Linked DNA regions of Mus musculus: region 2 is linked to region 1. Evidence: chromatin contacts called from ENCODE POLR2A ChIA-PET data. All regions are on one chromosome and are shown on one strand. The core of a region is the stretch at or near the end of the contact, and the rest is flanking DNA. Distances in the headings are between cores, read along the strand shown.

Region 1 (2,692 bases), core at 76-2,575:
TGGAATTTATACCCCAGAGATCCCTATGGCTAGAGAACAGGCTGCCACAGAGAAGCCCTCTTCCCTATCAGCCACTCTCCTATTCATCAAGGCCACTGATACTGTTGGGTCTAATGAGGCCCTGAGAAGAAGGCTTCTAGGGGCCCCCAGGAGCCTGCCATCAGTAACAGCCTCATAAGGGTCAGATTCTGGGGGCCCTTGCCTCTCACTGAAATGGTGCTTCCTGGAGTCACAACCAAATTTGGCCATAGTAAATATGACTGACTCTTCCCTCCATATGCCCAGGCTTAGAGCTCCTCACAGCAGGCTCTCCACCTCAATAGGTTCCTGGGTACCCTCAGACTCCTCACATGTCTTCGTGAGTGTGTGAGTGTGTGTGTGTGTGTGTGTTAGAACGGTATAGTACTATCCCTTTGGTTTCTAGGCCTCATGTCCCCAACTCCTGCCCCTCCTTCACACCTTTGAGGTGTTAAGGTCATCAACTTCTGGTGGCTGAGCCTGCCAAGGAGATCTTCTGACTGCTTAACTTGAGGTCTCACAAGTAGACCCTTCTCAGCTCTGACAGCAGGGCCAAGTCCTCAAGGCCCTCCTGCTAGGATGCAGAGGTTGTTCAGCAGAGAGCTTTTGCTCTTAGGTCACCTGCTCCTAGCTGCTCAGACCTAGTCGGAGTGACCCTGTCCCAAAGGATGAACAGGGACAACAGGCAGCCCTGCCCTAGCTGTGTGTTCGAGTCACCACCCCACCCCCACCCCCAGGGCAGGGGTAACACCTGAGCCCACCAGTAAAAGAATGTGAGACATGTCAGTTACAGAGGGGACCCCCCTCTTGGGGGAGGCACGGTGCCCACATCCCACCCCTTGCCCCTGAGAAGAACCCAAGCCGACGCCTCTCTTCCCGGCCGCCGCGCGCCCATCCCCAGCCGACCGCTTGGCGACGTGTTCGGATGCCAGGGCGCCCGCAAGGTCCCAGGGTTGGGCCGTGACCGTGCGCCCCTCAACCAAAGGGGTGGGAGAGCCGGAGCGCGCCGGCGGCCCCTCCCGATCATCCCTCCATTCAGCCCGAGCCAGCTCGCTCACCCTCCCCCGCTAACTTTCCCCCACTCACCACCCCATGGACCAGAAACTCAAAAAGTTTGCTTTTCGTGGCTTTGCGCGCCCCTCCGGCAACTTCGTCCGCGGCCATCGGGGTGGGCTCAGCGGCTCCTCTCACTCTCTCTCTCTCTTCCTCTTTCTTTCCCTTTTCTGCCTTTTTTTTCCTCCAACTCTCCCCTCTGAGTCCTGCTGGGCTCTCTCACACTTCTACTCGAGCGGAGTGGGGAGGGGGCCCCTTCAGGGCTGCCCTGACGGCCCACGGCCCACGCCGCCGCCGCCGCCCGCCCGCCGCCGCCGCCGCCGCGGCTGCCGCATTCCTGCACTGATAAGACAGAAATAGTCCGGCGGCCCGGGGTCTGCCTGCGACGCGCCGGGGACGGAGCGGCCCTCCTGTGCACTCCGCGTGGTCCAAGCGGCGCACAGAAGCGGCGAGACGAGCCGATCTGCCCGGAGGCTGCGCGATGGGCAGCTGCGCTGCGCCCAGGCCGCCCGGGGCCCATCGGTGGCGGCTCGGGGAGGGAACACCACGGGAGGTGACAAGGGGCTCGCCAGCCACTCTGCCCTCGCCACAAATAGTTTCTCGGTTAGGGAATTCGCCGACATGGCCAGGCAGGGAACAGACAGTTCCAACTTTTTTCCCCCAAGTGGCTCCTGCAGCATTTCTGAGGCCCTTTCCCCTGGGACCAGGCAGGCCAAGTAGGGAAACATTTGCTGGAAGGAATCTGGGGGGGAACCCGAGCCCGAAGCAGGCCTTGCTCCTGTCCCAGGGCCAGCGCGGTGGGTGTGCCGGGCTAGGCGGGCTCCCGGGCGCCCGCAGATGTGTGTGCCCTTGTCTCGCACACCGTGTGTCTGCACCCTTTTGTGGCACGGCGCAGAGGCTGTGGGTGTGGATGTTTATGTGCGTGCACTGACAAACGCCCAGTCTGTGTGCTTCCCTTCACAAGAGCCGCCGAGCCTGCGCGCGTGCGTGCGGGGCAGGACACGGCCTGTGTCTTTCAGCTCTGTTGGAGTCTATTTCTGGGCTTGTGAGTCTTTGTTTGTCTCTGTGCGAGAAAGTGAGGGCAATAGGGGAAATATTTCCGAAAAGGGGACATGGACTGGACTCATGAGAACAGGAGGAGTACATTGTGAGGAATGGCGCGGATCCAGGGTGGGTACTTGGGTGGGTAGGAGGAAAGGGTGAGGCAAGCAGGGCTTGATGGCTTTGGCGCGGAGACCCAGAGAGCTCGGGATTGGTGAAGTCCGCCCCAGAACCGAAGAGAAAGCAGGAGTGTGGGGTAGGAAGACGAGGAAACCCTAAATGGGACAGTGTGGATAGAACTGGCCATCCCTGGAGGGGAGGAAGAACAGAAAGGAGGGGACAAATCCTGAGATCCCTAGGTTGAGCCCAAGCTCCGCCCATTCCACAAGCCACGCCTGTCCCCACCTTCTGAAGGAGGAGTCCGCGGGTTTCAGGACAATCAAGGGTCAGGTTTATGGGCTAGCTGGGGCTGCCGCTGAGAGAGGGACAATGCCTGAGGGAACTTGTGGGAACACATACAATTTGAGCCCTCAAGACCCATTGCACCGAGGGACCCTAACCTTTGGCCCTTCAGAATGTC
Region 2 (2,692 bases), core at 130-2,629, 84 kb after region 1:
CTTTGTTTTTTGAGACAGGGTTTCTCTATATAGTCGTGATTGTGCTGGAACTAATCAATTTCCTTAGAGTGGAAACAGTTATCTACAGATACAGTTTTCTTGGGTTTACAGTCACTTTCTTTTGTTTGGTTCTGAAAGCTTTGTCAGTTTGGAGGGCATAACAAACAACTTGCAAATCTGATCCTTATCATAATAACAATTTGTTTAGTTCCTGATTCACAGTGAGGCCAGGCATTTTTGGACTGACTAAGCAGGCCTGCTCTGGGTTCTCCAGTACGTGTGTGGGAAGCGGGTGTTGAATGATGGATCTAGCTTCACTGGCAGGCTGGCAATTGGCAAACTCCTCGCTGGGGTTCCTGGTTGCTTAGGCTCCTGCAGGCTTGCTCAGGCCTCCTCTCACAGTCTGCAGCAAGATGGGGCTCAACACCAGAGCATTGTTTCTTTTCTCATAGTATTTAAAAAAAAAAAGGCCTTTTTTTTTTTTTTTTTTTTTGGTTTTTGGTTTTTGGTCTTTTTGAGACAGGGTTTCTCTGTTTAGCCCTGGCTTTCCGGAACTCACTCTGTAGACCAGGCTGGCCTCGAGCTCAGAAATCCCCCGCCTCTGCCTTCCAAGTGCTGGAATTAAAGGCGTGCGCCACCACTGCCCGGCGTCTTCATTTTTTTATGCCCGTTTGGATTGTTCCCTTACATAGACATAAGGGCACATGCATTTTTCACAGCGCTGAGCAAAGCAGATGTCTCTATCTACTGTACTCATGGTGGGAGTAGCCGCTGGAGGGAGGCATGGGTAGCGTACCTAACTTCACCATGAGCGGGGATCCTGGTGGGATTGTGGAGGGTAGTGTGAGAATCCTTTAGTCTAGGGGATCCCCTAGGCCTAGTAGAGGGAAGACGAGAAAAGGTTCAGGAAAACAGGTCTTGCTCTGTCAAGGCTTTTGGGGAATAAATAAAGGCAGACTCATTTTCCTCTGACTCTGAAAAACTCGGTCTGGGAGTGGTCCGAAGACCTCGTGATTGAAGACTAGCATTGCCTCACTTCCATTCCTCACCACGCCTCTTCCCCCTGCACAGCAGACCCCCTCCCACCGCTTTTGACCAGTTTTAGCCTTGCCTTTCCACCTAACAGCTCCACCTACAGTCGGCCCTTGCCTCCATCTTCCTCCTCGCCCGGTCCCACATCCGCTCCACCGCAAACTACCAGCCCCGCCCACAGATCGCCTGACCCTCAGCGCGGCCCTCGCCCCAACCACTTTGTCTCTCTTCCCCCTTACACGTCAGCCCCGCCCTAGCTACACTCTCCCTATTTCCATCTACTCTGTTGTCCCGCCCCATATCAGCCCCGCCCATTAAATACTAGCCCCGCCCACAGCCGCGTTTTCAGGGCTTCCTTCCGTTCGATGCTTCAGATCGCCCTTCAAGCCCCTTGGCCCCACCCTTCCATGCAGCTCCGGTCCTCGACCGGCCTTCCGGACAGCGCGAGGGGGCGGAGCCGGGGGCGGGGCCGGCCTCACCCGGAATGAAAACAAACGGCGGCCTTTGCCGCATCCGGGCACTCGGCAGGTCGCAGCTGGCTCGGCAGTGGCGCAGGTGAGACGGCTGCGGCAGCGACCGGGCCTTGGGCCTGGGCCTGGTAGCGCGGCCGGGGCGGCCGTGGGCTCGGTGGGCAGGAGCGGCCAGGCGGACGCGGCGAGGCGGGCTGGGGCGGAAGCGGGAGGGGGTCGCGGCGGGGCGGAGGGGAAGGGATGGACACCAGCCAGCAGCTTGAGTTTGGATGAGCTGACTGCCGGGGCTGACAGCGGAACGCGGGGTGTGAGAACGCAAGCTTTCTGGACCCACACTTGTCCTCGCCTCCTTCCCTTGCTTTTAAATAGGAGGCCCTAATGGCATGTCATTTCCCCGAGAGGGAACGTGTTGAATGTGCGTAAGGTTGTATGCAATCTCGATTGATCTACAAGTGAAAGTGGTATTTTCAACATTGATGCCTAAGGTTTCACTTTCGGTTCAGAGCGCTGATCTTGATGATTTACGTGTTTTCTGCGTTGGAACGCCCAGCAACACACATGAAACAGTTCTCCAATTAAAATTGAAAACTGGGCTGTTAGATTTTCTTCCTTTTGACCTAACACATGTCATTCTGGTACCTGTAACTGGATTTTCATAGGTTTGAATACAGTGGTTTAATTTAATTAATTAATTTTTTTGAGATGGTGACTCACTATGTAGCTCTGGTTGTCCTGGAATTCGCTAAAGGCGAGCAAAACTATAATCAAGCCGGTGGTTTAATTTTGTTCAACATTAAATCTTTATGTTAATCTGGGCATGGCATACCTTTAGCCCCAGCATTTAGGAGGCAGAGATGATCAGGTGATCTCTGTGAGTTCAAGTCCAGCCTGGTCTACATAGTAAGTTCCAGGACAGAGCTGAGTAGTGAGACTCTGTCATGGTTTTAAAAAAAACAAAACAAAAACAAAAAAACTTAGTCGGGCGTGGTGGCGCACGCCTTTAATCCCAGCACTTGGAAGGCAGAGGCGGGGGATTTCCGAGTTCGAGGCCAGCCTGGTCTACAAAGTGAGTTCCAGGACAGCCAGGGCTATACAGAGAAACCCTGTCTCAAAAAACCTAAATAAATAAATAAATAAATATTACGTGATGCAGACCTAGCAACAGTGTGGAGCACAGATGAAGGGTTGTG

What was found. ChIA-PET counts read pairs that join two places held with the same protein, here RNA polymerase II (POLR2A).
Region 2: POLR2A ChIA-PET joins it to region 1 with 41 read pairs in Patski. The contact joins the promoter of Nub1 here to the promoter of Smarcd3 in region 1. POLR2A ChIA-PET finds 5 or more read pairs at or near these places in 4 of 5 experiments (Patski and embryonic stem cell).

Annotation. Positions count from the first base shown.
Region 1 is chr5:24,600,677-24,603,368 of GRCm38, forward strand. It overlaps Smarcd3 (SWI/SNF related, matrix associated, actin dependent regulator of chromatin, subfamily d, member 3), which reads right to left and starts at 1,326. Exons shown (of 13, transcript NM_025891.3): 1 at 1,105-1,326. The coding sequence starts at 1,182.
Region 2 is chr5:24,684,436-24,687,127 of GRCm38, forward strand. Nub1 (negative regulator of ubiquitin-like proteins 1) reads left to right here and starts at 1,380. Exons shown (of 15, transcript NM_016736.3): 1 at 1,380-1,587.